2 separate regions of the Mus musculus genome follow, and region 1 is linked to region 2. A link is a loop called in an ENCODE intact Hi-C map of the cell type or tissue named here. Cell type or tissue: heart. All regions are shown on one strand. Links, peaks and the distances in the headings refer to the core of each region. The heading gives the core; the rest is flanking DNA. Region 1 holds the start of Tpbgl (trophoblast glycoprotein-like). Region 2 overlaps Xrra1 (X-ray radiation resistance associated 1).

Region 1 (16,366 bases), core at 5,630-13,629, 250 kb before region 2:
AAAATCTCTTATGAAGTCCTCTATGAAAGGAAATTGTGACAAGTTCCTGATTAAACAGAAACCGTTTCGTCTCCAAGGGAGAATACACAGCATAACTGTGGCTTCATAGGATGAATTGGGTAGTGGTCCTTCTGTTTCTATTTTGTGGAATAGTTTGAAGAGTATTGGTATTAGATCTTCTTTGAAGGTCTGAGAATTCTTCACTAAACCCATCTGGTCCTGGACTTCTTTTGGTTGGGAGACTTTTAATGACTGTGTCTATTTTTTTAGGGGCTATGGGGCTGTTTAGATGGTTTATCTGATCCTGATTTAAATTAGGTATCTGTCTAGAAAATTATCCATTTCACCCAGATTTTCCAGTTTTGTTGAATATACGCTTTTGTAGTAGGATATGATGGTTTTTAAAATTTTCTCGGTTTCTGTTGTTATATCTTCCTTTTCATTCTGATTTTGTTAATTTGGATACTGTCTCTGTGCCCTCTGGTTAGTCTGGCTAATGGTTTATCTATCTTGTTGATTTTCGCAAAGAACCAGCTCCTGGTAGTTCTTTTTGTTTCTACTTGGCTGATTTCAGCCCTGAACCAAGGCAACTCTTATAAGGGACAACATTTGATTGGGACTAGGTTACAGGTTCAGAGATTCAGTCCATTATCATCAAGGCAGAAAGCACAGTAATTTCGAGGCAGGCATGGTGCTGGAAGAGCCAAGAGTGCTACATCTTGATCTGAAAGTAGCCAGGAGAAAAACTCTCTTCTGCACTGGGCAGAGCTTCAAAGCCCACCCTCACAGTGATGCACTTCTTCCAACAAGGCCACACCTAGTCCAAAATAGCACCATTTCCCATGTGCTAAGCATATTCAAACCACCACAAACTGGATCTCATGGAGGCATTTCCTTAACTGAGGCTCTTTCCTCTCTGATGATTCTAGCTTGTGTCAAGTTGACAGAAAACCAGCCAGCACACAATTCAACAGTCATTTCAACAAACTGCTGGTGAAGATACGGAACCTGAATGCTCACACACTGCTGGAGGGGACTGGAAATACTGTACACAGGGCAGTTCTGGAAGTTTCTTATATTTAAACTCAGCATTTTCACTCCACAAGAGACATGAAAACAGGCAGTTTCACAAAGATCTTAGCATAGATGTCCACAGGGCTATGTTCACAGTTGTCAAAAACAAGAATGAAGACACAGGAGACTGCAGTTTAGGGTCAGCCTAGGCTACATAGTGAGATTTTTGTCACAAAATAAAACAAAAAGGAAATATAAACTAGAAAGAAGTATGTTTTTCAGCTACCAAATGAGAGTACCGTCGTACTCAGTGGAATACTACTTCTTAATATAAATGAACCTTCTACCTACAATGCTCACAACAATGGCATCTCTGATGAATTATGGACAAAGTAAGTTTAAAAGGGCCTATCTATGTTCTGCTTAAGCATGTGGGTAAATGGGCCTCGGTGGAGAGGGAAACAGGACCAGTGCTTGCTGGAACTGTGTGAAAGCTGACTGTGAGGAGGTGTCAGGAGGGTGACTTTTAGTAGATCGTGACCTGTTCCATATCTCTTCAAGAACCCATATGCCCCCAAAGGGTGGATTTTTAACTGTCTAAATTTCAACATGAAAGAAAAATAAAAGAAGCCAGGCACAGCAGTACACACGCTCATAATCTTGGTACTCAGGAGACCAGGACAGAAAAGTCTAGTCTTGGTTGCATAGGGAAATCCTGCCTCCAAAAGAACAATAGAGGAGGAGGAGGAGGAGGAGGAGGAGGAGGAGGAGGAGGAGGAGGAGGAGGAGGAGGAGGAGAAAAGGTAGGCAGGCAGAATAATTAGTAGTTAATTACTACAAACAATAGTTTATTGGTCTACACTAACTGCTGGGCTTGTGCTAGGCTTCCTCCTCCAATTGCTCATACATTCACAGGGGATCGGACCAAAGTTTAGACTTGCTGCTGCTGGCTTTGACATTTATTAAGCATGCCAAGCTAAGGAAGGTTTTCATGCTCTGCTGAGGTGGCTGAGACATGGATCAGACAGGCTTCCAGGAGGAAGGGAAGTCTGAGTGTTGAAGGATAGGAAGTGGGTAGATGTGTGTGGAGGGGTTGTGGGTATTCCTGGGACATCAGGAGGATGCTCAGAGTGATACAACCTGGACCTGTAAGCTGGGAGAGCTGGCAGAGAATTGGACTAGAGTGTTACAGGCAATCAATCCAAAGAGTGTGGTCTCCATTCAGAAGAGAGTTGGTTAGCTGTAGTGGAGTGGGAAGGATCCTGTTAGTGTGTTCCCATCAGTCTGGCTGTAGTGTGAAGCATGGAACAGAGGGGGCGCTGCAGGCAGGAGGTCGGGAGGGAGGCAGGGCAAGATCCCATTGAGCCATGCAAAGTTAGGGGCAGTGGTGGTGAAGAGGACATACTGGAGAGGTGCTTAGGCCAGGATTTGCCTCCAGTGGATACTGGAAATTTTGGTCTGGGTCCCTTGGCACTGGCTGCTTCTTCCTGGGTTGGTCTTTCTCAGCTGGTTGTTCAGAAGGTCCTTCTGTGGCTATGTCATTCAAAGGATGCCATTCTCTATTCCTTACTTCTCTCCTAAGAAGCATCTTGATTACAGTCCAGGCAGCTCACTGTCTGGGTCCTAAGCTCATTGGCCATAGGACCTTGGGCATGCTATTCATCTCTTTGTGACCTCGGCTCCCTATCTGTGAGGCAGGGATAGTATCTGTGCCATAGAACTGCCATCAAGGTAACAGGTTAAAGGACACCACATCTTATTTCCTCTGTTTTACTTAAAAGAGTACCCTTAGCTTCCCACACTTACTGGGTGCCTCAATACACCCATGGATAGACATGGACTGGAAAAAGAAAAGAAAAGAAAAGAAAAGAAAAGAAAAGAAAAGAAAAGAAAAGAAAAGAAAAATTGTGCTATCTCCACCAGCAGATGGCGCCTGCATGCAAAGAAAGGAGAAAGCGGGTACCTCTGCTACACCTCTGCCAATGGGTGCATTGGCAGGTCCAAATGAAGAACTCACGCTGCAAAGCTAGGGAAGGCTCTGTCTAGACAGGACCCTGAAAAAGCATTCAAAATAGGGCCAGAAAACTAAACCATACTGAAAAGATGACATGAAGAAGTCAAGTCTAAATTATGTCTTGCAGGGTCACATTCTAAAAGTTTGGTTTAGAGTCAGGGTCTTCTGTTGCTCAGGTTGGTCTTGGAATAGCTGAGGTTGGCCTTGAACTCCTGATCCTCCTACCTCTGCCTCCTAGGAGCCAGAACCACAGGCATCTGCACCAAGTTTATTCACTTTGAGGAAGAGTAGGGAGGAACCGGCCACCCAGGCATCTTATATCACTGCAATTGCAGTTTAATGAGGTGGGAGGTTTTGGGAGTCTAGAGAAGCACAGAAAGGGAGGTCAGAGTGCCCTGTGTGATACCTTTCCCTCTGAATTTGTGTATCTGTGGGGGTAGGACTGAGATCAGGGGAGTTTTGAAAATATTTTCTATGTACTAGGATGCAGACCTGAAAGGCAGACAGTTCTGCCCCTGTTCTGATGTTGACAAGGGCAAGAAAAGTGGCCAGTACAGGTGAGGGTCCAGATGCACATCACTGGGACAATCCCAGTGCTATGCTGGGAAGATGGTGCTTTGCTATTGGAGGGGGACAACTGGCAGCATCACTAAGATGTGAGGAGGAGCTGTCATGGCCAGAGATCAAGAAAGGGAGGGCACTGGTTATTCAGCTCTTGGAGACTATCTGGTCCAGACCAGCACTCAGCACTTTCCCTCCCTCCTGATACCTTGTCAAAAGTCACTGGGTCGGAAGCCTGAGCCTACACAGTCCTCTCTCTCTCTCTCTCTCTCTCTCTCTCTCTCTCTCTCTCTCACACACACACACACACACACACACACACACACACACACACAAACACACACACACACACACACACACACACACACACACACACACACACACACTTGTGTCTGTATAATCTATTTTAAAACCAGGGTTACATGTACCCCAGGGTGACCTTGAACCTCCTACTTCCTACTTGAATTTCTGATCTTTTTTCCTCCATCTCTCAAACACTGGACTTCTAGGCATGTACTGCTCTGTCCCACTTATGCAGTTTGGGGGACCAAAGCCAGGGCTTTGTGCATGCTAGGAAAAGCACTCTACCTATTTAGCCTGCTTATTTAAAAAATGAAATAAACATTTTAAGTTTTTATTTTTGTGTTTGTCTGTATGTGTATGTACAGGAGGTTTTGAGACCAGAAGATGGTGTCAGATCCCCTGGATCTGGAGTTATAGGCAGTTGTGACCCCAATGTAGGTTCTGGGAACCAAACTGGTATCACTGGAAGAACAGTAAGTGCTCTTAACCCTCGAGTCATTTCTTCAGCCTCCTCTTCCTCCTCTTCCTCCTCCTCTCCCTCTCCCTCTTCCTCCTCTTCCTTTGAGATTTAATTGGAAAACTTTTTGAATGTTATTTATATGTCTGCTGTGCCCATTTGCATGCATATGCATGAATATGTGGGTGTCTGAGGAGTCACACAAGGGTGCTAGGTCCTTGGAACTGTCGTGAGCACCTGCCCTGGGTGCTGGGATACAAACTCTGGTTCTCTACAAGAGCAGCAAATGAGCTCAGCTACGGAGCCACCTCTCCAGCCCCCACTGTTGTGGTTGTTTGAGGTCTCATTCTGGCCTAGGATGTCCTCAAACTTGTGGTAGTTCTCTTGCTTTGTCTCCCAATAGCCAGGGTTACAGGCGTGTGCCACCGTGCCTGGATTTCCATATAACTGTTATTATTTTTAATTTCTCCCTTGTGATTATTTGATAGTGAGTCCTTTTACATCAAACTTTCCCAGTTTAAATGGTCAACTCAGGACCTTCCCTAACATTATGTGCACGAATGGCTACAATCACAGTGACCCTGTATGGCACCATCTGGACTTGGGACAGCAATAAGATTTGGTTTTTTCATATGAGCCCTGTGCTCAGCGGGTGCCAGCAGAGCAGATGCAGGAGGGTGGAAGGAAAGTCGGGGCCTTGAGCTCAGGCGTCCAGAATCAGCCCCCTGCTTCTCTCATGGAAGACATAGCCCCCAGCACAGCTGCTACCTCCAAGAAACCAGGTCAGAACTCCAGCAACTTATTTGAAGCTGCTGCAGGTGGTGTGTGTGTGTGTTCCGCGTCCTTCTCCTGGCCCTACCCCCGCTCCAACCATGGGCTTTCTTTTTTCCTCTCTAGGCCTTCATGGTTCAGCTTGGCTTCCGGAACCAGTATCGTAGGAATAAGAGGATGCTGAGTTCAGAGATGATGATCCTGGCAAGTACCCACACTCAGGGCAGACCAGCGACAGGGTAGCTGTGGTGTAGTCTGGAACCTGAATGGGTTAGGCTCCACTCGAGTAAACTGAGCTTCCATCTCCACACCCATCCAAGGAAGAGAGAGTTGCAAGCCACTTATCAGTACCCCCTGGAAAAGCTGCCCAGTAGGATGCTGAAGGAAACGGGTGGACTCACGGAGGAGGGAGGAGGAGTTCAGAGCACAGCATTGTTAACTCCCCCCCACACCCCCCCCCCCCACGCACTTCTCAGGGCCTGGGGAAGTCCAGGCCAGTAAATTAGGGCTAAGCATCTGCCAGGCTGGTTTAATGAAAGACGGAGATGGGCTTCAGTGAGTGCACGTCTTCAGAGATCAAAGGCCAGCTCGGCCTCAATGGAAGGAAGATGAAGCTGCAGAGAAGCAAGGGAGTCTACCGGACAGTGTCAGCCTGGGCTAGAAAGAGAGCGGTCAGGTCAGCAGCATTCTCGGCACAGTGAAAACTCACCCAATATTTTGGTCCAAGGGTTCAAGTGACCGGGAAGAGAAGTGCTTAGTTCGGATTCAGAGTCCTCAGACTCTGTCCTCAGGCTCATGCCTGGCCGTCTCCGGCTCTCATTCCAGATCTGAGGGCACCCGTAGGCTCAGGGTCACCGACACGAAAGGCTTCTCATAGAGAACTTTTTGAAAGGCAATTTCGCACTGCTTACGGGTCACAGCAGCCTGGGAAGGCTGCCACGTCTCTCCAAGTGCGCAGCGGGTTCATGTCTACCACACTCTGACAGTTACACCCACATTCCCCCATCCCTGCCTGCTCACTGCCCTACCTACTCTGTAAAGGGACATCCCAGAGATGGCTTCTTCCCTATCACTCCATCCGTGCTGTCCCCATACCCTGGGCCTCTGCCCACTCCTCACTCATAGCAGCTTCTGGGAGAGGCTTTAGGCTCAGTGAATGGTATCAGGTCAAGGTGGCCCATTCCTGGAGTTACAGTACTAGGGAGGATAAGACTGTAGGGTCTTAAATTCAAGGGCAGTTTGGGCTACATAGCAAGACCCTGTATGAAAACCAACCAAACAAAACACAAACCAAGGGCTTGAGGATGTAGCTCAGTGGTACAGTAATTGTAAGTATCTGGATTTGACCCTCCAGGATTGCAGAAACCAAATAGAATAAACCCCAACTCAGCTCAAATGCTACTTCATCTATGCAATCCTTTTAGGCTAGGTCAGGGGCTCTTTCTCTGGCTCTCAAAGTTTCCTGCGATCTCTTTTTTCCTAGACCTTGATCAAATGTCTCCGCTCTGGGTCATTAGCCTCCTTGGGACTGGCAGAGCTGTATTAAGTATAGGCTAAATGAACGGCTAGATTTGCAGAGGAGGAAGACTGCGGATATGGACTGGAAGATTGCATAGCAGACCAGAGCTAGGTTCTAATGCTGTCCATAAAAGTCACAAAGGCAAAACCCCACTTCATATACTGTAGGCCTTCAATTGATTTTTTTTTAAAAATCTGTTGATATTTTGTGGCTCAGTAAAACTAAGTTCTTAGGACTTTGCAGAGAATCAAAAGTAGCAGTACATAAAAGGTCCACTTGTTTGCTGGTAGTGACCCCACAGCCAGCAGCACGTTTTATTTGTCAGAATTCACTGCAGTCAGAGACTACGTAATTAGAGGCTACTCTTTTAGTACTGTGATCTGTTGAGAGGTAGTTTTCTAACCTGCATAAGACCATCACCATTCTCTCCTAGAGGATGGACAGGGTACATGCTGATGGTCACTGACAGATGCTCACGAAAAATGGTGGGGGTGGAGAACAGATACAGCATCTACTCGGGAGGGGAAGGCAAGGAGACAGCTCACTGTGTCCCACTGAAGACAACAGAGGCTTTCCATGGCACTAGGACGGCCCTTTCAGTGGTTAGAAGCCACACATTCTAGACATATGTGACTCTGAACTTCTAAAACACATGCCGGAATTCTGCCCCATGGTTCTAGGGCTCTGAGACCCTCAGCAACCAACACTAGGAATACCGAGGTCAAAGGTGAGCACCATCCTTCAGCCTAAAGCCTGTCTCCCCAAATCACCTTTATTAGGGGGCCACTGCCCCTGCCCCACTCTGGCAAAAACAAACAAACAAACAAACACAAAAACCCAAACAAAACAAAACAAAAATGCACAGCCTGGCACAGGAGGCACTAGCAAGCAGATAGGTCCACAGCAGCCAATGGCCCCTTAGACAGTTTCACCCCAATAAAATGCCTCTCCTTTATAGCTGTCCTCCTTCCCAAGAGGCTCATCTGAGGCTAGGTTCGTCAGTCTTTCTTTCTCCCTTTCAGTGACCCACCCCACATAAAGGATAGAGGGTGTAAAGCAAGCATAAGATCTCATGCTGGCTGTGGATAAGCCCGTTTCAGACCATTAAAAAGCAGGCTGGAGAATGACGGAGAGCACCCCCACCCCCTGTGTCTAGCCTCAGTCTTGCTATGTGTACTCACAGCCTGTTTCTTTTTCCCACATCTCCAGAGAGTGCATAAGGGCCACTGCCCCAAATGGCCACCTCTTGTCACCTTTCACGCCCACCAATGCCCCAAGGTCAGTAGGACAAACACAGAACCACTTACAAGAGCAGAGAGCATCGGAGATTATTGCAGACTTTATAGAAAACAGCCCAAGGGAGGTCCAGATTTCTCAGTTGAGGATGGGGACAGCGGGCCTCAAGCCGATATACAGAGGAGGAAGACCTTCCTGTGCAGAGGCAGCACAGGCCTGCCATTCTGCCTGACTTAGGGTGAGAGGCAGGGAGGCAGTTCCCCCTCACTCACCATTGTGCTTTGGGATCATGCAGAAGGCAGGGCACTGAGGCCATGACCTTGACCAGGAAAGCTTTCCACTGAGACTGAGACAAGAGGTCAGACTCCATCCCCTTCCAGAAGGCATGAGAGGTGGTAGCAAGGAGTTCCCAGGGGAGGACCGTGTGGATGGTGAAGCACAGAGCACAGATGGGCAGCAGCTCCAAGCCTCACGTTTCCAGACAGACCAGTGGCCCTGGATTGGAGACCCTGCTCACCCCACCTGCTCCCTTCCTCCCTCAAGTCTGCCTATATGCTATGGGGGTGCTTTTACTTGTCCTGCAGGATGGGAGAACATCTCCTAGGAGGGCAGTGGGTAGCACCCCACCATGGGGGAAGAGCCCTCTCTGGCCCCTGGTCAATGAATGGTAAAAGTGCCAGCGATGGATGTCAAGGGGACTGAGAGCCTAAGACTTGGGCCAGGGCATGAAAGTGACTGGGGTGAAGAGCTGACTTTTAGATGGAGGACAAACTCTGTTGGGACATTAGAGCCGCAACAGAAAGGCTAAGGCTTGGATTCTACACCAAGCCTTCCTTGCCCCTGGCATGAAAGAGACAAGGCCGGAGCTGAAACCCAGCCAAGAGCAAGGAATGGAAGGGCCTGAGCTAGAACCAGGGTATGAAGCAAATCAGATTAGAGGAGACCACTGAAAGCCTTCAGATTTGGGTTACATGATGGAGAGCCCAGAGTTCTGAGGTGGGACAAAAAGCTCAAACTTCATAAAAACCTTCCAAAGAGACCAGAAGGGTAGACCCCCCCTCCCCCCAGAACTCTGAGAAAGGGACTGAGGTCTTCTACCCTGGAGCAGGGGTCAGTGCAATCTAGCCAGGGTGTCTGGCTTAAAGCATATAGAAAGGTGGAGAAAGTGCTAGAGATTTCAAAATGGAAGAGCAGGATCTTTGGGTGAGCCTGGACAGGGAGAAGGAATTTCAATTTCAATGGTCCAGTAAGGACCGGCAGGCAGGATTTGTTTCTGAAAACAGATTTCTGGGTTTTTGATCTGGAAACTCTAAGGCCAGGGAAAGAGTACACCTTGGAATTTCTGTATGGGAGAGATACTACGATTGATCCAAAGGTCTCAGAGATCCAAACTCGTAAGTGTGTTATCTCCGGGGCCCAGGCCAGGCAGAGAAAGGCTGCATGGCCCAAGTAAAGTCATCAGCTGATAGGAACAGCCTCCCACTAGGGAGGTGATGCTCAGAGACCCGAGCCTGGAGAAGTGGCCCGGGAGCCGGCAGGGGCGGCCGGAGCAGGCGCGCGGCGTGGGTCTGCATCCTGCTCGTAGCGGTAGTGGTAGCCCTCCATCTGATCTCTGCAGGCCTCGCGCAAATTGTGCATCCAGCGTTGGATGCCGCGGCGGTTTAGGTAGAGCACCATGAGGAAGATGAGGCCGATGAGTGCCAGCACCAGCCCGAAGAAGACGTAAGAGGCTTCCAACTCCGGGCCGGCGACGTCTATCCCTTCCCCGCTCTCGTGTGCATCGCCGTCGGAGCAACCTAGTCGCGCCTCGTCCAGGTCTATCAGAGGCCGGTCCAACAGTACGCGCGGGGAAGCGCAGCGCAGGCGGCGCGCGTCGGGTACGCGCTCGGTGGCGTTGTGCAGCCAGGCCAGCAGGGGGCGCGAGGTGCACCCACAGCTCAGTGGGTTGTCCGCCAGCAGCAGGCGCGGCTGGGGCAGGTCGCCATCGCGCTCAAGCGCGCTCAGCTCGTCCGGGCCCAGGCCGGCCAGCGCGTTGACACGCGCATCCAGCTGCTCCAGGCGGGGCAGGCGCAGCGCGGCGAGTGGCAGGCGGCTCAGCGCGTTGCCTACCAAGCCCAGCAGGCGAAGCTCGGCCAGGGGGGCCAGAGCGGCGTCCAGTGCATCCAGCATCCCGGGGCTGCCTCGAGCCAGCGCGTGATTGAGCTGTAGTGAGCGCAGCGCAGGCAGCCCGCGAAAGGCGCGGTAGCCCAGGGCGCGTAGCGGGTTGTGGCTTAGGTCGAGTGCCGCCAGGCTGGGCAACCCGTCGAAGGCACCGTCCTCTACTACCTCGATGTTGTTGTGTGTGAGGCGCAGCGCGGTAAGGAGCGGTAGGCGCACGCCGTCCGTCGCCCCCTCGCCCCCTCCCGCGAAGGCTGCGGCGCGCAGCACGGTCAGGTTGGCGCCCACGATGGTGAGGTTGCGCGCGTCGGGTGGCACGTCCCGGGGCGGCTGCCGGAGCTCCGCGCCCGACGCGCAGCGCAACATTAACCGGGGGCTGCCGAAGCAGTAACACTGGAAGGGACAGGGCGCGGCGGGCCGGCTCAGCGCCGCCGCCAAGAGCAGCAGCCCTGGCAGCGGGCTCCAGAGCCCCCGCTGTCCCGCGCGCGGGGCCATCGCGGCCGTCCCCGCATCCAGCCCCCGGCCCGCAGCGCTCACCAGTGAATTGGGAGCGTTTGGAGATGATGGGATGGGGGTGGCACGGGAAGGTGGCTGTGGGCTAGACCTTGACCCGGAGCAGCTGACAGTTCCGACCGGTCCGTCCTCCAGCTTGTAAAGTCCGAGGAGCCTTCACTTTGATGGCTGGGGGCTACAGGGGTCAGGCGGGGAGCGGAGCCCCCCGCCCTCGCTGCCCTCGTCGCCCTGCGCTCCGGCCTCCGACTTCCGCGGCTGTTCCGGGCTCCGAGCCGAGTGGGCAGGGTTTGCCTCCCCCTCCCCGCCTCCTGGCCGCCTCCTCCGCCCCCAGCGGAGTCTCCGCACCTCCTCGCAAGGGAGGCGGGGTGGGAGGCTCCGGAGATGCAGGCTTAGGGCCGCTGCGCTCTCTTGCTCCCCTGCTCTCTAGTTCACGAGCTGCTGAGAAGTTTGGCTCCCCAAGCTCTGACTTGCTTCTTTCCCCACCCCCTTCGTTTAGGCAGCTTCTTTCCTCCTCCCTCCGAAGCACACGTGGGGCGGGGCCCTCAGGGCTGACCTGGCAGGTGGATCTGTGCACCCAGAGAAGGTGGGAGAGTTTAGAGCTGTCCCTAGAAAAGGAGGCAGGGCTGAGGGGTGGGCTGACAAAGTTACTCTTCTTGTAGTCAAGGAAAGGAGCTGTGCTAAGGGAGCGAGCCTGGAAAATCCCTAGCCTTGGATGTCTCCTTTGCGAACCCAGTTCCCTTAGGCTGTGTCTAAAACTCTGCAGGTCCTGTGTGTCCAGTCTTTTATCGACCCTCTTCTATGTTCTAAAACACCCTCTGTCCCCACATCTCCCGCGCCCTAATTCAGGCTGCTCTGCCTCTGCCAAGACCACTCCCATTGGTTCCACCTTTCAGGCTGGGCCCCTCCTAGGCTCAGGGAGCGGTGGGTGGAGTGATTCAGCTCTTTGCTTGCCCACCCCGCCCCAGCACTGAGTACTGCCAGGATACTGTGCCCCTTCCCCTCCAAATTGCCCTACCAGTCAATATTGAGTGGTGTGCCGGTTGGGGAGAGGGCTCTAGGAGCAGGAAAATCAGGAACTGATTTTGTAGTGGAGGGTGGGGGTGTGGTAAAATCCAGGGCTGAGGTGGGGGCTGAGCTGTTAATAGGCTTGTTTTGTTTTGTTTTGTTTTTCTTTCTTTCTGGGTTTTACTTATTTACTTTTTTTTTCCTCCAGAATTGAGAAGCTCAAGACCTGATTTAAAGAGACAGACTCCAGAGGAGGGAGCATTCCTGGTCTTGGCATGAATTATTCAGGTTGGAGAAGCTGACATTTGATCTGCAGGCCATTCGAGTATCTTACTTGGCAGAGCTGGTTGGGATAGAGGCTCCCCTCCTCCCCATAAGCATCAGTCAGTCTCTTTCTCCTGAACTGAAGACTACTGGTTGGTTTCTTCCCTGAAGTTGCATTTAGAAGATCGACCAGCAAATTGAAACCACTTTCTGAGGCATATCCTGCATTCCCTGGGTCTCAGGCAAATACCAACACTAAGGACCAGGCTGGTGATCTTGCTGGACTCCCTCAGCTCATATTGACCTAGTCCTGTCTCCATGATAACCTCCAGATGCTAGCAGATGACAGTAGTAGCTTTTAGAGCTGGACATGTCTGTATACATGGCCACCTGAGTTTACACACGTGTGCCTCTACACAAAAAGGCAAACTTTACACAAACAGACTTACACATGCCCATGTGTGGTCTATCAAATTTATTCTTACTTGGATGTGCATGCATGTGCACGGGAGGCTTGCACACAGCAGTTCCAAACAAATGTGTCTCACATAGACACATGCAGGCACATTCGTGCCTGTGTACATAGCGGCTTTGAGTGTAACCTGGTATGTGTCCATAGAGTCAGAAGCATACCAAAGTGCTTGAGTGTTCACTCACTGGGCCAACACAGGTTCAACTGCAGCCTTAGAGGGGCAGCTTGCAGACTCTTGTGAAAGTGAATGCGTACAGACGGGGCCCTCTCCTGCTCTGGACTATGTCCTTGGCCTTTGGAGGTCACAGGTACCTTTTCTCATACAGCACAAGTGCTCAAATCATGAGTGACCAGAACAGCCTGCTTCCCCCACTTAACTGCATGGAGACCTGCCTCCAGTCCCTACGGAAGTGTAGACCACTGCCAAGGCCAAAACTCCCTCTCCGGTTTTCATGGTGGCTGCCTTCTCATTGCTGCTGACTGCCTTCTCCGAGGGAGAGGGGTTACATAGTTGCAGGCAGCTTTCATTGACTGGTGTTAAACACCTCAGCTGGGGAAGAGAAGCTTAAGAAGAACGGACATCATTAGGCAAGGGGAGTCGTGTTCTCTGTGTTGTATGAATGAGGGAATTGTTGTGTTCTCTGGAAGAAGGGCTCTCTCCCTTCGGGAGTTGCCAGTGTATTATGTCCAGTAGGTATTTCAATAAATGTCTGTCTGTTTGATGCTGAGGCTGTGTTTGCTCCCTGACTCAGTCAATGGAAGTATCTGCTCTTTGACTATTTGTCTCCTTTGCAATGGTGTTTTCCTGTCTTTGTTTGGAGCTCCGTTTAATGACCAGCGTACTACAACTCTCTTGGGCTTTTTAACCATTAGTACTGGGGACTCTGGATCAATCTGATGCCTGTGTTGTCAGGACACAACTCAGGGCCCAGCATGGAGAAGGAGCCAGGGAATGAACCTTCCCTGAAAGTCTGGCTTGAGGCCAGCTTGCGGAGGATCCTTCATCTATAACTGTACCCGGAGCCCCTCACTTGGATGGTTAAGTGCTTCCTCCCAGCCAGGTTTGGAGCTCAGGTTTCCAAAGATTCTTTGCCATAATAGTCCTCTGGGCCCCAGGATTCCTCCCTCAGCAGTGTGACTGGGAGCCTGTGGGTGGTGAGCTGGCCCTTTCCATGAGCTGAGAGCTAGGCAGGCACTGCATCACATCCAGGCAGACTAACTGGCTGCTGTGTGCCTGGACCATGCTTCAGGGTTTTGGTTTGTTTGTTTCTGTTTTGAGACACGGTGTTGCTATATAGCTATGGCTGGCCTGGAACTCACTATGTAGACCAGGCTGGCCGTGAACCCACAGAGATCTGCTGGTCTCTGCCTCTCAAGTTCTAGGATTAAAGGAGAGTACCATTATGCCTAGCTTGGATTTCTGTTCTTGAGATTCATATCCTACTAGATCTCAGGGCCACTCTCTGAGCCTTGCAAGATGATTCTCCTTCCTGTGCTCAGAGTTTTCACTTAGGCCTTTTTTCTTCTTGAAAAGACCCTGCTTACTCTACACTCCATTGCACCTTGGCACACAGGGAGGTTGGTAACTTCTTTGGGGTCACCCAACAGTATCCCCTCACTCAGCAGGCACCAGCTCCTCAGAGATGCTTAAAGATCACTGAAATTCTTGAGCAAGGCTCTGTTTTCAGACCTCAGTTTTCCTATCTGAAAAAAGAAAGAAGAGTGTATATGGATAGAGGGCCTCTTAGTCCTAGACTTTTTAGATACTTAGGCATGAAAATAAGATATAACTCATTCCTATCTGTGCCGCCACCTTTATATGTGGCCTTGAACTTGACTCCATGGCAGTTAAGGCCTTAACTTGCTCAGTCATACAGTGAAAGCAACTATAAATGCTCTTGCTCTCTCTCTCTCTCTCTCTCTCTCTCTCTCTCTCTCTCTCTCTCTCTCTCTGTCTCCCTGTCTCTGTGTGCGTGTGTGCATTTGTGTGTGTATGTGTGTGTGTGTGTGTTTGGAGGAGTCCTTTTCAGGTGACTCTCTGTCTATCTTTCTTTGAGGCAGATGAAGGTGCAACCCAGCAGCCTGGTGTGATGACAGTGGGGAGGCCCAGGTCCTCTCCTTGTGCTGCCCTGGATGGGAAACTTCACTGTGGCCCTCCCCCATCCATCACTCTGTGATCACAGCCTCCCTCCTCCCCCACTGCCAGGAGACACAGGAAAATCCATAGGCCCGAGATTCATTTTCTCCGTTGAGTCAGCAGAGGCCATCCATACTCTGCTTGGGAGGGGCAGGCAATTGGCTTTTAAATAACTCTCTGATATTTAATACCCTCCTCCACTCTGTGGCCTGCCTCTGGGGAAGGCTAATATAAATGAGTGGGCTGAGTCTTGGGGAAGAGGAAGAGCTCTTCTCCCTCCTCCCTCTTCCACCCGTGCTCCACTGACAAAGATGATTCTGCTACCCCTCTGTCCGGGATTTGGTGGCCTACACAGGCACTTCAGGCTGGCTTTTGAGCCCATATGTTTAGCAAAGGGTAGGGATTTGGTTATGGTATACTGCTGGGCTATGACTGAGCAGGCCACTGTCTCTCAGTTCCTCTCCTGTGCTACAAGGTGGTTTGGCTAGTGGGTTGCAACTAGTCCCTCTACAGCGGTAGGATGCCATGGGTTTCCGTGCTGCTTCAGGCCTCCTTTCCTTGTAGAGACCCCATATTTCTCCATCACTCTTCTGGGAAGAGCTAGGGGGCAGGACCACTGACCCTCAGGCACAGGCAGTGGTTGGTGCAGGGCACCATTGAGTCAGAGTCAGGAGAGGGTGGGAAAGAGGAAGTACAGAGATGAGACCCTTCTTTTCCTTCCCCTCCTCTACCCTCTTTTCTTTTCTTTTCTTTTCTTTTCTTTTCTTTTCTTTTCTTTTCTTTTCTTTTTTTCCAGGTAAAAGTGAAGGCTGAGAGCAGGAGTCCATTTGAGCCTTGGTTCTATTGGAACTCAAGCAGGGTCTCAGCAGCTATGGGTGCAGCTGGAGGAGCTGACATCAACCCCTCTTCCTCAGCCACAGGGGGCCAGGATCCCAGTTACGGAAACCAGTGGGCTCAGTTCTGGCTTTGCTGATCATCTGTGTCACTCAGAAAGCAGGGCTTGGTAACTGCTGTCAGTGAGAGAGCACTGGCTGGTTTAGAGCTCTGTGTGAGTGACTGGGAGTGTGGGTGTTGCCTAGCACACACCAGGCACACACCAGGCACACACCTGGATTCAACTTTCAGCTTTGAGAAAAAAAAATCACAAATAAAAATGATGTTCTTGGAGTATCTGCATTCACGTGCCTGTCCCTTCCCACACATACATGGTTTTTATTTGAAAGTTATGCTTGGGGTCATCTCAGACGAGTCATGACCCAAGGACTACATTTCCATGCTCCAGGGGCTACATTCCAGGTTTTCTAATTCTAGACATGTTGTTGGTGCCATTTACATGATCCAGACAGGAGATGGGGCAAAGGTCTGGGTGGGGCCCCCCTTTGCAGGACTTCCTTAGCCTCTGTTCGGCCTTTGCGCGCTTCCTCAGCTCTATTGTCTTCCTATTTTCAAAACCATAGAGTCTTGATATCAAAACGCTGAGTTCTTAGAACCGCAGCCTTGGAGAGCCGTAGGGTACAGTGTCTGGGAAGCAGAGCACAGACTTTTGTGGTGTTAGTTAGGGATGATGGGAGCTAACCACAGCAAGGCTGTGGGAGGCCGTTCCCAGTTCCCCAAATGCATCCTACCACTCTGGTCTACGCTCCCATGTTGTGCCTTCTCACATGACTTTGGTTTGACCACTTTACTTCTTTGGGATAATGGCACGTCAGTAACTGTGGTGCAAGCAGGAGAGTTAGCAAATGCTTAGCCTCCAGCCCGCTGATTTCCCTGGATTTGCTATGTGTAAAAACGCAGAGCTGGGATCAGAAGTGAGCCACCTCAGCTGAATCCCCTGAGACCAATCAGATCCTAGGTAATATACCCAACTGCAGATGCTCACGGGACCTCAGCTGTAACACGCTACCCAGCAGTAATTCAAAGGGATCTTTCAAGGAGCTGTCCTC
Region 2 (16,366 bases), core at 4,399-12,398:
TACAGAAGACATGAGGGAAATATAAAATCACTATTCAAATATCACAGTAATATTTTTTACAGGTAAAACTCACTTTTGGGTAATATGTCAGTCAGGATTCTTTAAAGCAGTAAAGCTAGTAGAAGATGGGTAGATGGATGAATGGATAGTTAGATGATAGATAGATAGATAGATAGATAGATAGATAGATAGATAGAACAAGTGGGTAGATAGAACAGGAATTGACTTATGTGATTGTAGAGGCTTAGGAGACCCCTGTGGAGAGCTAATATGAGGTAGATATTTGTTTGTGTATTTTGTTTCCTGATGGTAAGAATGATGAAACCCCATGCTTTTCATAATTTGGGTAAGTTCTACCACTGAGCTACAAGCTGCCCAATGTGGTTTTTTTGTTTTGTTTTGTTTTGTTTTGTTTTTTAATTGAGTATCTCTAGGTATCCCTGACTATTCTAGAACTTATGTAGACAAGCTGACCTTGAACTCACAGGTATTCACTGACTATATAGAGTGCTGGGATTAAATATGTACATCCCATGCATCCCCTCCCCCACTGTAGTCTTGAAGCAGGGCAAAGGGAGGACGTTAGTCAGGAAACTGGCAGATTTCTAAGAAGGACTGACATCAGTCGCTGATGTTGCATCAGTGCGAATTGCTCCAGTCCAGTAACTTCGTGGCTGTTATAAAGGCAAGAACTTCATCAGGGGACCCAGGTGAAGGCTATGTGGCAATCTGACTGTTTTTGCAACTTTTCTGAAAGTGTAAAGTTATCTCAAAATGAAAAATTATAAAGTAAAACAAAACAAAAGAATCCTTCCTCAATCCTCCTTTCTGCTAAAAGCTATACCATTCGCGTGCTTCGTCAGGCTCCAGCACTTCCTATGGCTGCCTCTCCTGACCTTTCTAGCTTCTTCTCACTGATCTCCTGGCACATCTGGGCCTTTCCTCTTGGCCGCTTTGCATTTTCACACCAACTCAGACTTACCTTAGGAGTCAGGGATATGCTGAGTGTCAGGGAGTACCAACATCCATGCCCAGGTGGGGCAGCCTTTGCTGGCGGGGTAGCAGACTGCCTAGCCCAGAGCAGGAGGGGAGATGCCTCACGAGACCAGAGCAGGAGGACTGGCAACAGTGGTTGAATGTGGAGCCAAGGCCTGGAGGCAGGGCTAGGAGCTGCTGCCTACCAGAGCCCGTGGCCCCATCCTAGGTCCCACAGCTATTCTGTTGTGTGTCATCCTGGCCTTCATACGTCTGGGTATTTGTTGTTCTTCCCTATGCCTACACTGCCTTAGTTTCAATCCTCATCCATCTACTAAGCTGGAATTCCTTCAGCCTAGTAGAGCTATCTCATGCTGGTAGGTTCTCTGGGCTTCCACACTACCTCAGATATTATTGAACTGTTAGGGGTCAGGGCTTCTGTCATGTTCATTGCTATGACCCCAGCTCTCAGCACAAAGTAGATGTCCTCAAACATCTAGGCAGGCGATGATGTGGCTTCACTACATCATTCGTTTAGCAGCGGTCACAGTGGTGAGCTCTGTGCAGGCTGTGTGGACTCAAAGATGAGTTAGTCAGACAAGGCCCCTGCTGTTAAAGAGTGTCTATTCTGGAGGGAGGGGAATGTGGACAACAAATGAGTAAATAAATAATATAAAGATTATAGTTAATTCCAAGGTTAGATTAATTGCTAATGTGGAAGATAACAGATTATAGAACATCATCATGATATTTAAATGGGCTTACTATGAACGTCATATTCTTATTTTGTTTTTTTGTTTTGTTTTTTTCAATTTTTAAGATAGGGTTCCATGTAACCCAGGCTGGCCTTAAACTTGCTGTGTAGCCAAGGGTGACCTTGGGTCCTCCTAGTTCCACTTTCTGAATACTGAGATTACAGGTGTGCTCCACTATAACAAGTTTTATGTAGTGAGGGGGCGGGGGAAACTGAGGTTTCCGTGTATGCTAGGCAAACGCTTGGCCAACAGAGTTACATCCCTAGGAGTCATATTAGTCTTTTTGCTGATGTATAAAATTGAGGTCACCGAGCCTAGCATTGAGAGATTAATCCTTCGTGCTGACAGGGATCAGGGAAGACATCACATAACAGGAAGAATCTGATCCTGTCTCTTAACCGAACAGTAGCCTTGGGAGATGAGGAAGGAATTGTGCAGCCATCCCCCTCTTTTATCATAAGCCAGTTCATCCATAGTATACGCCTCACTGAGTTTAGAGGCTCTCGAATGAGACATGTGCACAGACACTTCAGCAGTAGTGAGTGCTTGGTAGTGTAGTACTCAGGAGATAAATTAGAGATAAATTACGCATTAGAGACAAATATTCTGTATTCATATCCTTGTTTTCAGAGGCGTTTGGCCTTACTCACTGTTCCAATCTTCCCCACAGGCCGGGGACACTGGATAGTGGTCCGGAAAGGCAGCATGAAGAAAGGTGCAGCTAAGGCATCCACCGAAGGTCAGGAAAGCCAGAAGAAGGTTTCTTTCGATACTGGGTTGAAGAAAATATCTCGGAGGGATAGCCAGGCAGACGTTCTTGGACACATTTTGGACCGGTCTTTTCTGGTGAGAGAAAAGGCACTCCTAAGTAGCTGACAGCATTATCTAAGGGGAGGGGAGGGGAGGGGGAGGGGGAGGGGGAAGGGGGAAGGGGGAGGGGGAAAGGGGAAGGGGGAGGGGGAAAGGGGAAGGGGGAGGGGGATGGAGGGGAGAGGGATGAGGACTCCTCTACTTTGTCTGACCAGGGGCAAGGACTGGTCTTGCCCAGGTACCACTGCTCTCACCTGACTTCAAGCTATGAGAGTGATGGCAGCATGATGAACTCACCCTGGAGATGTCATTTAACACGTGAAACCTTTACATACATCCTGCGCCCAAGGCAGGCCCAGGATTGCCGTCCTTACTGTATTGCTGCCACTGGTAGACAGGGAAAGAGGCCCCACATACAGCCAGTGAGTGAGTGGCCAGACTGGGATAAAAAACCCTGATCTACTGACTCAAAAACCTGTACCTTTATATTATGTAAAATGGCTACACAGGATGGCACATGCCCTTAATTTCTGTACTCTGGGAGGCAGAGGCAGTAAATCTCTGTGAACCTACTTAGTGAGATCCTGGCTCTAAGAGAGAGAGAGAAAAAAGACACTTTACAAAGTGAAAAGTCCAGCCAGGGCGACACAGAGAAACCCTGTCTCGAAAAAACAAAAACAAAAACAAAACAAACAAAGTGAAAAGTCTTATGTCAGTTGGAAAGGCAAGAGTGTTTCAGAAATAAAAGGTAAACTGAGGATTCTATGCCAGCACTGTGGAGGAACGAGAGATGCCCTGTGCACCATGCTGTGCTGTGCTCTGCTCTGTGGTGACTTCTCCAGGAGCCAGTGAGACCAGGGAGGTCCCGCTTTTCCACAGCCTTTGTCCTTTGGTTTTAGCATTTGTCTGGAAGCAGGAGGACCCCAAGCTTGAGACAGGCTCTCTGAAGAGACCTGGGATGGTAGGTTAGAGACCAGCCAGGCAGATTCACATCTGTTCTATGCAGTGCTTCAGTAGCTTTGCAGAGAAAGATGGGTTTTGTGAATATATACTAGTGGGCAGCATGGGCTCTTATTGCTCCCTGAGATAAAGTCTGGCAGCTTTGCTTGTTCCCACACTCTGCTGGTAAGTCCTAAGACTCATGTGTCAGAGATCGAAAGAGAAAGTGCCTGGTCCACCTCACCTCCCTGAGCAGCACAAGCTTTGGAGCCTGTGGGGTTTGTTTATCTGTTAGGATGGCTCCTCACTCACTGGGAGTACAGAGGTTGGAAACAGCAGTACTGAGGTAGGGCAGACCATGTCACTCCATGGTACTCTTTCTCCCCTCATTCTCAAATACAACTGACCCTGCATATCCACTATATTCCTAGTCCCTAAACCATATGGCATAACAACTGTTTACATATTATTCCACTATATACATATTACATGTATTTGGTATTATCAATAACTCAGAGATAATTGGAAGTATAAAGGAGGGTATACATGGGATTTTTAAAAACAAACAAAACACTGCACCATTTTAAACGAGGGACTTGAGGGCTGGAGAGATGTCTCAGGGGTTGAGAACAATAGCTGTTCTTCCAGAGTGCTCAGGTTCAACTCCCAGCACCCACATGAAAGTTTAGAACATCTGTAACTCCAGCTCCAGGGGAATCTGAAACCCTCTGCTAACATCTGCAGGTGTCTTAGTTTCCATTGCCATAAAGAGACACCATGGGAACGTCAACTCTTATAAATGACAACATTTAATTGGGGCTGGCTTACTGCTTCTGAGGTTCAGGCCATTATCATCATGGCGGGAAGTATGGCAGCATCCAGGCAGTCATGGTGCTGGAGGAGCTGAGAGTTCTACATGTTGTTCTGAAGGCAAACAGAAAACTGACTATTCTAGGCAGCTAGGAGGAAGGTCTCAAAAGCCCACCACAATAATGACATACCTTCTCCAACAAGGCCACACCAACTCCAACAAGGCTATACCTAATAGTGCCACTCCCTATGGGCCAAGCATATTCAAATCACAACAGATATTAGGCACACATGTGATGCACAGACATATATGTAGGCAATCACCCAGGTATAAAGTTAATAAAATAAAGTTAATTTTTAAGATGATCATGAAGTGTTTGGATGTCCCTGGGTTTGCATCCTAGCATTTCCAGCAGTTGAGTGTGTATGTGTGTGTGGGGGGTGGGGTGGGGGGGAGGGGAATGACCGTCCCCGTGTGAGTTCCCATATTAACCGGCATGGTTTGTTACCTGCACTGCTGCTTTGGGTAGAGGAAACAATGAGAATGCTTTTCAGGGCAATGGGATCTCTATGTTGCCTGTCAGTTCACTGGCACCTCAGATTGTACTACTGCACCTATGCCATTAACCCCACATCCCCAATGCATCATTTTGGGTAATGTTACCTCTCCATTGGCACTAACTAGCCAGTCACTGAGCTAGTAACCAGGAGTTATAGTTTACACTTGCCTCTCGCCCTCTGTAGACACTCCCACATTACCAAGTCCTGGAACTTGTATTAAACAGCCATCACACCTACTTCCTTTCATGTCCTCTGCTACAATTCTGAACCAAGCTACTATCACCCCTTCTAATCACATAACTCTTAACGAGTTCAGACCAATTAGAATGCTTTTCTTTAGGGACATCGAGATAGCTCAGTGGGTAAAAGATCTTGCTAGAAATGTCGTTAACAACATCTGGCACATTGGTCTCTTCTGTCTTCTTATCGTTTCTTAGTAGGTCAGACAAGCTGATCTTTATGAAACTGCTGTCAGCCCCTACTTAATCCACTCCCTTGTTCAGAGCCAGTGTGGATCCGCATGGTCTCAGAGCTCCCTCTCTAAAAATATCTTGCCTTCTCCTGCCTGGGAGGCCTTCGTACTCCCTGCCCACTGCATAGGATCATCTATAGCTTAGCTCTCAGCTAGAAAATCACACCCTCAAAGAAATCTTTCCTCCTTTTAAGACTGAGGTTGAGGCCTCCTGTTTCCACATCCCACTGGATTTTGAATTTCTCCTTTAAAATAATCATTATATTCCTAAGTATTTGCTATTTGCCTTTCCACTAAATGGTCACTCTGAGAAAGTATGGAAGGCACCTGCTGCTTCCCCACTGTCTTCTCTGAGCCTGTGTAGAGTTTTTTCATAGTAGGCACCATATGGGGCAGGCCATCATAGCTGGGACAAGGAATTCTGCAGCACTGAACTAGGAGATATTCTGAGGCTGATATCTGACCCTAACTTTTCCATTGTATACAGTGACACAGGGCAGGCAAAAGATGCATAGCTTAATAAGTACAGATTGAATCCGAATCATAGATCCACCATTTTCTAGCTACAGGGCCTCAGACAAGGCACCGTTCATCTCTTAACCTCATTAAAAGGGGGAACTAAACTCTTTAACTAAAGTAATACTGGAAGTAAGAGCTAAACTCTTTAACACAACTAATAAGTATTTAAAAAAACACTATTTACATTAAAGGGGGTTCAATTTGGGTTAAAGAAAAGTTTGTTAATATAGTCAGTACAGTCTGTGCCCAAAGTAGTGCTCAGATAGTATTTGGTGAATGAATGAATGAATGAATGAATGGCTGAATGAATGCACACGCAAACAAACAGCAAGTCCATGAGAGTGCCCAGGGAGAAAACACTCAACAGAAATAACTCCACTTACTCCATTCTGTTGGGACCGCGGGGACCAACTCTTGTGTCCTGTGTTCCAGCTGAAGCACCACTCTGCCAGGAAGCCATCAGATCTTTGCACTATCAACGTGAGCGGCATGAAGTTCTCCAAGGTGAGGCCAGCATCAAAGACGTGACTGAGCCAGATGTCAGGGGACCTGGACGATTTGCTTTGTGTATGGCACCTCCACAGTTCCTGGGAACTAGAAGTTAGTCTTATAGAAAGAGGGAGAAGAGATGGGCAGACACAGGCGGAAACTATTCATACACAAACCTTGCTATGAATTTGGTATTCTGTGAATGAGAAAAATTCACCTGAAGAATCTGTTCTTGAGACGAGGGCACGGGTTGAGACTAACTCCTTGTGTGGAGTTCCCATCACATGAGCTCACCGTACGGTAGGGATACAGAAACTCTTACGCGGAGGAAGGATGTGCCCGAAGGTGTGTAGCACCTTGTTTACAACGATGGAAGTTTTGAGCCAGTCTAAATGTGTACACAGCAGAAGAGGATAACTTGTCATTTACTCAAGCAAGGAATTCAAATGGACAAATTAGACCTATGTGTATCAACACAGTTTAATCTCCAAAGAGCTATACACATCTCATGCAAATCTCAAAGCCATACTCTCAAGCATAAAGACACATTCGTACCATAGTATGAATATAAAGTCTTAAAGCATGTAAATAACCCTATGTATAATTGGTGGGCATAAACATTGGTGTATATGTTATATACACAAAAACTAAGAGCAGGGATAAGGCGTAGGGTTTGAGGAGACCTGTGGAGGGTGTGGTAATAGAGGCCATATGTCTTCTAATAGTTTCTTTCAAGTTTAGACAGTTCAGACTCAGGTCTTTAAAACTGGGTCACGGTGGCTACATCTTCAAAGTATCACTCAGCGTGTGTTTCAATATGTTTGAAGTATTTCAGGGTAGAAGAAAACAGAGAAGTCCCCATAGCCCTCCCCACGTGGCTGCTCTTGCACTAAGAATGTCTCTCAGTCCCTTTTAGGCATCTGTCCTCTTAGCAGCTGCTCTGGTTTTTCTGCAGGCTCCCGGGCAGGGAACTAATCCTGTGTTTCTCTGGCATGCTTTCTGACAGGCAAAGGAAAAGGACTTCAAACATTTTACGTCTGTGATTTATATCAATGCCTCTGAAAACCTGCTACCTCTAGGTGAGCTTTCTCTTCTTAGAAACTGTCCTCCTGGCCCACAAAGGATATGTCTGTCTGTCTGTCTGTCTGTCCATCTGAGGTTGGACTCTCATGGCTCTGGAGAGAGCACAGATCTCGACTCTGGTGCTGAAGTGTCACTCACCAAGGTTTCCCTGTCAGCTGAAGCTCCTCTCCACAAACACAGATAATCCTCTCCTGCAGCCTGGCAGGCCACCTTGCAAACTCCAGTGAGAGAGAAAGCCTTAATTCAGCAGATCTACAGTGCCCCCTGCTGGTGCCAGGACTGTGTGGCCTTTATCGAGAAAGGCGCCCAGTTGCTGCTTTGGAGAGCTTATGGTTAGTAGGAGAGATGGTTTCAGACTCAGATCAAAAGCAGGGTACATATAAGTACTGGTACAGGGAAATCAGGAGACACCAGGTGTGCATCCCAGAGGGACTTTAACCCAGTCCAGTGAGTCAGGAAACCTAGGAAAGAGTGCCTGAGACTGGATCAAAAGATAAATACACTGGGCCAGCAAGATGGTCGAGTGGCTGCAAGCACCTGCTGCCAAGCTTGGTGACTTGAATTTGATCCCTGAGACTCACATGATAGAAGAAGGGAACCATCTCCTGAAAAACTGTCCTCTGACACCTGCATGTGCGCGTGCGCGCGCGCGCACACACACACACACACACACACAAGAAATTGACTCAGGAATCGGTGCTTTGGATTGAAGGGCAGCTGTGGAATGATACTGCCTTGTTGGGAAGATTGTATACAAGGCATACATGGGGAGAAAAACTGAGGCTAGATGCACTGGCAAGGGCTTGATTATCAAGGGCTTTGAGAGTTGAGCTTAGTCCTCTAGACAGAAGAGGCGTGGAAGGCTTTTAACCAGGGAATCTCAGAGAGGAGGGGTTTTCCATGGGAGGGGAATGAAGCTTGAGATGGGGAGTGAAGGGGATTGAGAGAGTGATCTGGGAAGAGATGGGAATCACAGGGGCAGGGATGAGGCTGGGGATACCCAGAGACAGTTCTAGAAGGGGTGTGTCAATGAGTTTGTTTCAATGAGTTGGAGGATAGCGTCCATCAAAGCATCTAATAAGATCCTTGCCTTAGAAGAAAGTGTATTCTGCTAGGAATGCCTTGGTATAAACAGGCCAAAAGGCCTGATAAATGCCCAGCTTCATTAAGGACAAAAACATGGGGGTCACTCACAGCCACCTATAACACCAGTACACAGTTTTATGTCCATCAAATATTGGCAAGTATGAAAGATGCTAACCACAGCCAGCCCTGCGTAGTCAAGGGAGACTCTCGGTGAAAGTCAAATATAAGAAAGTTGTGTGAGTCCTTAAAGGAAATTTGGCAATGTCTCTTAAAATTTAAGATGAGGCTGGAGATCTGGCTCAGCTGTTAAGAGTATTTGCTGCTCTTGCAGAGGACCTGGGTTCAATTTCTAGCACCCATGGGGGCCACTCACAGCCACCTGTAACTCCAGTTCCAGAGGATCCAGTGACCTCTTCTCACTTTCATTGGCTTCTGCACATACTTACTGCACACAGTGTCACACAGGAACATATACATATAATAAATAAGTAAATAAATAAATCTTTTAAAAGTTGAGATAGTCACTGCCTTTAGTAGTTCTGTTTCTAGGAATATATTCCACAGAAAGAGACTTACCCAAGGGAATTCCCCCAGTCAGTGTCTTATTTGACCTTACTGAGCCTCCTGACTCTCAAGCTCTTGTAGGCTACATAGTACACCAGGTTCACTTAGAAGCTTCTAAGTGATTCTACATTGTGTTCCTGTAGGATTTCAGGAGTCCTACAGTGGAGTTCCCATGGTTGACTCTCTTGCAGGGTTGTCCACTAGCCAAGAGTCACCCTGGGTGCTGGACAGAAACTCTCATTGGGTAAATGCAGGGATCACCCTTGTTTGGAAATCTCATCAACACAGGAACCAATGTGCCATTCCATAGGTCTATATTACAGAATACCCATGAAGGACATGTCTGATTCTAGGAGTCACCACTTAAAGAGAAGCACCCCCTTCGGGCATTTATAATTTATACCTTCTCCTGGTCCAGACATAATTTTCCACTCTGCAGTCATTTTTACCACAAGCAATAGTTGCCTAGTAACACAGTTACCATAGCATGTGCTTTAGGTTACCAGGGAAACAGGCCTAGAAAGTGAATCTAAGATCCAGTTGTCATGCAAGAAGGAGTCCTTGATTACCTCCCTCCCACATAGGTTACACACTACCAACAGGAAAAGCGAGTGCATGTCTATACTAGAAAGATAACTAAGATGCTGGACAAGTTTAACCTGGAATAATCTTCACATCAAACTGTGAAAGGAGAAAAGCCACTGTACAGCATGTATTCTGTTTTTATAAGAAGAAAACTGTATTTCAATACATACATGAGAAAAATATTAGGTATATACATAAAATTTTGAACAGTTGACACTAAATGTTGGGATTAAAGGAACATTTTTCCCCGTGATGTTTGACTATTTGGGGTAAGCATGTTAGCATCTCTAATCAGAGGTTATCTAGGAGTGTGGCTCAGTGGTAGAGAGTTTGCCTAGCATGCACAAGACCCTTAGGTTGGCCCCTGGATTGGGAAGAGAAAATAATATATATCAGTTTTAAATGGACAGGCCTTCCATTTGAACAGACTTAACATTCGAGCCTTAGTTTTCCCAGTTACCAGCCACCTTATTTCAAATAAGTCACTTAGCCTTCCAGAGATGTCATTTCCTCAGTGATAGGATGAATGGATTCTTGTTAGTGAAGTAGCTAGAGGTTTAAATTTTTCTTGGAATCCCCTAGAGATGAAGTAACAGGCAGTTGGAAGCCACCCAGGGTGGACGCTGGGAACTGAACTATACTCTGCAAGAGCAGGGAATTCTCTTAACCTCCAAACCATCTCTCCAACCTTATGGTTAGAGATCTGAGGTCTGCAACATAAAGCATCGCCCACAGCTGGAAGCTCAGTGAATGATCATTAGCATCTTCCTCTGTAAGCCTTTCCAAGCTCAAGATCCTCTCTTATTCTCTTTCTCTCCCCCCCCCCCCGTTTCCATGTAGATGTCTTTCACACATTTCCAGTTCTAAAGGAACTGGAGCTTGCGTTCAATGGCATCAAGATGGTCTACGTGAAATATGGAGACTTCAAGACATTGGAAGTAAGTTGGAGGTAGGAAGTTTTTGATCCTACCTGTTCCCCTGTAAGAATGAGTATAGGCATCTCGACAGATTATGACTTTGGACAAAGGTTCTCTGGGCCTTCACTGCTAGGCTCTTGCTTCTTGCTTCTGGCCTCTGGAGAAGATGGTGGTGATGGTGGTGGTGGTGATGATGATGATGACAATGATAATGATGATGAGGAGGAGGATGGTGGTGGTGATGGTGGTGAAGGTAATAGTGTTAGTGGTACTGATGGCAGACAGGTAATTATGGCCAAGGTGTATGACCCTGGAATGTAAGTGCCAAGGGTCATTCATATTCAGAGGAATCTATAGAAAAGTGAGTTTAAACGGAGTATCATAGGAGGAAGAGTTTCATGGGAGATATATCTCCTTAGGTGTTTAGAGAGCTTGAATCCAGCTTTAAAGCAGGGTGCAGTGAGCTAGAGACTATGTGGACCAATACCAAAGCATACCCTGACCTCAGTAAGCGAGGTTGGTCCCAGCGGACTGGGGTAGTCCCTTGACCTGAAGATGAGGATGGGCACACAAGGCCCCCGTGGATTCAACAGCACACTAGAGGCGCGGGCACACCCCATGCACATCTCTAGTTCTCAGAACCTTGGGATAGAAAATACAGAAAGTCTGCCTTGCATAGCCTCATACTTTCTTACCTCTTTTGACTTTGATAAAGGCTCAAGGGCCACTTTTTTTTTAACAAGGGAATGAAGGCTTTGTCACTACCTGAGAGTCACTGCACACAAGAATTGGGGAATAGTGCTGGAAGTGGGGCTCAGCCCCTGGCCAGGCTCACTCTCTCCCTGAGTAGTGTGTCCTTCCCTGTGTGCTGGCCTTATAGTAAAGTACTTTCATTCACACCTTAGCAACATGTCTACGTGTGCTTAGCTTTAGTAGCTTAAATCTGCAAGCATCAAAGGTCAGCCATGCTTCTATGGGCCTCCCTTTACTTGTTTCGGGAGACTGACCTTTTCAAAGAGTCGATGGCCTTTATATGCCAGAGTTTGGAAACACTTTTAACATACTGAAATGGGCATCAGCTCAAGATGGTAGGTATGTCTTCACACTCTGAAAGCATTCTGTGTTGAATGCAATACTGACTTCTCTCCATGTGACTTTTCAAGTCACACTGAAGATGACAACAGTTTGCTCTGACTTGGGTCATAAATTGGTCCTCAGACATATTATTCAGTATACAAACTCTCAAAGTCCAGTAAAACCCAGTGGAAATGACTGATGCAGCTTGGAGCTATGTTAAAGCATCTTTCCATCTTGTATTTTGGTGTTGACAGTGGGAAGTAGATCCTAGACATGAGAGATCCAGAGAGCCATTTCCCCACCCTCTGGGTCCAGGTGCCACCTAGGGACTCCGTTGTTCTTTGACTTTTTCAGAGAACAGTCTGAGCACACAAGAGTTGCAAATTGTGCCTTGAACCTTGTCTTCCTCCTTCCAAATACCCAAAACACAACACAGGTACCAGTGGCCAACCAGAGGGATATGATCACACACTTTGACCCTACGAGTAACTAGCTTGGCATCTAATGTTAATCATGATTGATTTTGTGCATGACCCACTTTATACTCTGATTACATCTGATGAAGATTATTTATCCTACAAACCCAGCCTTGTCCAAAGGAATTTGTCTACAAAGAAACCAGACTCATTTTAGGATGCAGCATATAAATGAGAAGAGGAAATCTCTGGACTAGTCATTTGTTCTCGTCTCTCTGTGATTTGCAAGGGCTCCTTAGGGGAAAAGATAAACATGTCAAATATCCTGAATTTGCATCTCACAGTAATGAATACTTTGATGTGTAATAAAACTCAATGTGGCTCAACCAGATACAGCAGCCAGGCTAGGAATCTTCTGTCCTTGTCTGTCAGAGAGCCTGCCCCAAGGGGAGCAGCCCAGAGTGGAATTCTTCCAGAGTCAGTTTTGGAAAACTTAGCTTTGCTGTGATTTGATTTTGTGTTTACAAACCTGAAAACCGTTGAGCAGGACCCCAGCCCCAGCAGCCAGAAGGCATGCTTTCTTGCCTGTGTTCTGCTTGCCTTCTGCTGGCTCTAGGCCTCATCCAAATACCTTGCCCTGAGGATAAAGTTTCTCCCACTGTAAAATCTGGGCTGGCTCTAACATTCTGCAACCTACGATCCTACAATTGTTTATTTCTTTGAGCTACTCCTCATGGAAAGCAAATTTGGATCCAACATTAAATAGTCAAAGCAGCCAGAATAAGATTTGTGTGTGTGTGTGTGTGTGTAAAAAACAAGAAACTAAGTATGTAAAACTTTGGGTCCATATGCTCATTATTAGTTGTGGCTGTCACAAGTAGTCGTCCTTCTGTGAGAGGAAAGAACTGCAGACAGTAAAAGTACAGAGACTGCTGAGGCCTGCCCCAGCCTTTAGGGAAATGGCACTAAGCAGGACCTGATGAAGGCTAAAGACTGATAACCTCTGGCATTATAATTTTATTATTTGTGCTTTAATAACACAATATGTCTCTTACTCTGTAACTTTCTTACTATTTGTGCTGATAAGTGCTGGTTTCTTTCCTCTCTGGCTCAAGGACCTCTCCATAGCCAGGTGAGAGGTTTAGAACTCTTCATGAACCAGAGAGAAAAGAAAAGAAAAGAATTATAATCCTTTACACTGGCAAATATGCACAGATACACAAATAACTCATACACATGCACATATGCACACACACACACACGTGCACACACACACACACACACACACACACACACACACACACTGGACAGGCCTGACCACCTGTCTCAATCAACTGTACAGTGCTTATTCATGCTTATATACATACACACAGACCTACACATGTACGTATAGACAAATAGGCATATATATTTGGTGGAATGGATGGGGCAGAGGCCCATCAAGCCACACTTTATTTCTTTTCTCTGACCTTTTTATAGACAGAAGTTCTTAGAAAAGTACCTCACAGATAAATGTTGCACAAAAGGGGAATTACAGAAGGATGTTCATAGTAAATTCAAAATAGTGTTTCATTCTTTAAGCTCATTATAAGTCCAAAGCAACAGTTTCACATGGCCTTGCTTTATCATGGCTCACACCTGTGGTGTCATCCTTGGATCTGACCTAGAATTTTTTTTTAAAAGATTTATTATTTATTATATGTAAGTACACTGTAGCTGTCTTCAGACACTCCAGAAGAGGGAGTCAGATCTCGTTACGATGGTTGTGAGCCACCATGTGGTTGCTGGGATTTGAACTCTGGACCTTCAGAAAAGCAGTCGGGTGCTCTTACCTGCTGAGCCATCTCACCAGCCCCTAGAATTTTTCTTGATCACAGATTTGTTCCAAGTGTATTTCTCTTTGTAATGTAATTATGAATGCCCATTGTATTTCTTATTATGCAGCCTTTCCTTACTATTCTATGAGGAATGTACACATTCTATTCTTGAGTCTAACTTTATTATATCTTTCTGGTGAAACAACTAAAATTGTCTTTAAAATCTTTCTTCCTAAAATTACTTGAATCAAATGAGGAGTTCTATAAAATCATTAATTCATCCAAACAACATTAATTCATGAAAGTTCATCTTTATGTAGATCTGCAGGAAATTTGCTCAATAGGGTATGACAATGCCCAGGAATCCTTAGGCTGTATAATAGTGGCAAGAAAGGCATATTGGTTGCAAGAGGCAATCCTGAGATGAAGTCTTTTGGGACCTTGCCTCTCAGACCTTGCCCATCACATGCCAGAAGAAGAAGGAAAAGGAGAAGGAGGGGGAGGGGAGGGGGAAGAGAGGGGGAAGGGAGAGGAAAGGAAGAGGGGAGAGGGAGGGGAGGGGAGAGGGAGGGCAGGGAGAGGAAAGGAGGAGGGGAGAGGGAGGGGAGGGGGAGGAAGGGGGAGGGGAGGGGGAGGAAAGGCAGGGGAGGGGAGGAGGAGGAAAGGAGGAAGAAAAGAAGAGAAAAGAAAAGAAAAAAGAAAATGTGGGCCACTTCCAGGAAAGTCACCTACTAGCCTTGGCCTCTCCTAGATGGCTTCAGACAGGAAGCAAACAAACAAGATGTTGAAATGTGAACTTCTCATTGTCAATTGGGGTACACTATTCCTTTTTTAACTAATTTATTTTGAGACAGGGTTTCTCTGTGTAGTCCTGGCTGTCCTGAAACTCACTCCATAGACTAGGCTGGCTTCAACTCACTGAGATCTGGGATTAAACACACACACTAATATCCTGGTCTCATATTTTTTAAGTGTAAGAATCATTGGTAGCTCATTAGCCACGAAGGAGCATCAGGCTAGATTTGCTTGCTGGCCTTGGTTCACCAACTCTTGAGCTTGAATACCATTGAATCAGCTCAGTGTGGATAGGTGGAGAGTGAGGGCTAAGACTCGGTAGTGCTGTGTGAGCCTGAAGAGGTGGCTTAGGACACCTTGCAAAGGAGCTAAAACTATCTTATGGAATAGGAACCACCAAGTTTTAAGTTGGAGCATACTGTGGTCAGGGCCATGTGTCCAGCTGCTGTCTGAGGAATAGGTTGGCAGGAATGTGACAGACACAAAGGGGGGAGGTAAAATCATAGATCTTGGCCGTCCACATACAAGTATGAGACACAGGGATTTCCCCATGTTTGCCTGTGTTTTTTCCAGGCCTTGCCCCTCTTCTTGTTCCAGCCAAGTGAGAGAGATGGCTCTGCTCTGTGCACCTCAAGCCCTGTCTTTCCTCCCAGTGCTTGGAACCTTTCACGTCCTGGCCAGTCTCATCAAACCTCTCCTGTGTCACAAGCGTCCCTGATACCCAGACCCTTTGCTGTCCTCAGAACAAGCCAGCTACCTCCTGACTCCTGCCTCTTTAACAGTTTGGTCTGGGGATGGCTCACATGCTGCCTCTCTGTGAAGCCTGCGGAGACGCTCTGGCAGACCTGATTGTTATTTGTGGCTTGTGTGTGTGTAGACATCTATCTAGGCAGTATCACTTCTGTCTTTTACATTTTACTCATCTCTTGACTGTTTCATGTATGTATATAATGAACTTTAATCCTCTCCACTCCTAGTACCCTGTTTCCACCTCTTTCCTTTCCTGCCAAAACCCTTCTTCCCAAGACCCCCTCCTGCTTTTCTGACCTTTGTGTGGGAGACCCTCTGGGTTGCCTGCATGAGCATAGGTGGGAAGTTATTCACCAGAACATGGACAATGTATCACCACTGAAGAAAGTGACACCCTGCCCCTGCCACTATAGCTACCAGTGGTCTTTCAGAGACAGGCGGGGGCCCCATGAGCCTTTCCTTCTTCTCTGATTAGATGTTGATGAGCCCAGTCCTGTTCCAGTAACCATGACTACCGTGATGTCAGGAATGCACCATCCATGGCTCTCCAGAAGACAGTTTCACCTGCATTCCTCCACAACCTTTGTTTCTTAAAAATCTTTCCACCCCTCTTCTGTGATGGCTCCTGAGCCTTGCAGGAGGGGACGTGGCTGTCCCATTTAGGGCCGAGCACTACACAGTCACTTATTCTCTGCACTTGGATCAGTTGTGAGTCTCAGTATTAACCTCTGTCCACTTTAAAAGGTGCTTCTCTGATAAAGGCAGAGAGTCCAGCAGCATCCCTTCTTAGCGGACGGACATAGTTTGTGGCCAAAGAAAACTGGGACTTCCCAGAGGGCAAGAACAAAATAAGCCTTTAGTATGGAGGCAATGGATGAAGAAATGGTAGTGGTGATGATGATGGTGGTGGTGGTGGTGAAGAAAGAAAGAGGAGGAGGAAGAGGAA

Evidence for each region. Hi-C counts contacts between places; a loop is a spot of excess contacts. Peaks named below come from ENCODE experiments on the same cell type or tissue, not always from the same donor. Only the 100,000 strongest peaks of a DNase experiment are listed, where the experiment ranks them.
Region 1: a loop joins it to region 2, with 5 times the contacts of the local background. A loop is called at or near these places in 24 of 42 quality-filtered maps.

The regions. Positions count from the first base shown.
Region 1 is chr7:99,616,122-99,632,487 of GRCm38, forward strand. Tpbgl (trophoblast glycoprotein-like) reads right to left here and starts at 10,982. Exons shown (of 1, transcript NM_001195529.1): 1 at 7,946-10,982. The coding sequence starts at 10,527. The coding sequence ends at 9,373. In heart, for the core only: a CTCF peak has its summit at 9,781 (motif pointing right); DNase peaks (open chromatin) are centred at 9,850 and 10,860; H3K4me3 peaks cover 2,156 bases; H3K27ac peaks cover 620 bases; H3K27me3 peaks cover 7,933 bases.
Region 2 is chr7:99,868,882-99,885,247 of GRCm38, forward strand. Xrra1 (X-ray radiation resistance associated 1) reads left to right here. Exons shown (of 19, transcript NM_001164258.1): 4 at 2,401-2,576; 5 at 6,274-6,345; 6 at 7,337-7,409; 7 at 10,489-10,586. It overlaps Gm38405 (a long non-coding RNA gene), which reads right to left. Exons shown (of 6, transcript XR_003946657.1): 5 at 6,225-6,718; 6 at 4,379-4,403. It also overlaps a transcript of Spcs2 not described here. Among named protein-coding and RNA genes, the nearest start is that of Xrra1, 18 kb to the left of the region's middle. In heart, for the core only: a CTCF peak has its summit at 7,691 (motif pointing left); a DNase peak (open chromatin) is centred at 7,640; H3K27me3 peaks cover 656 bases.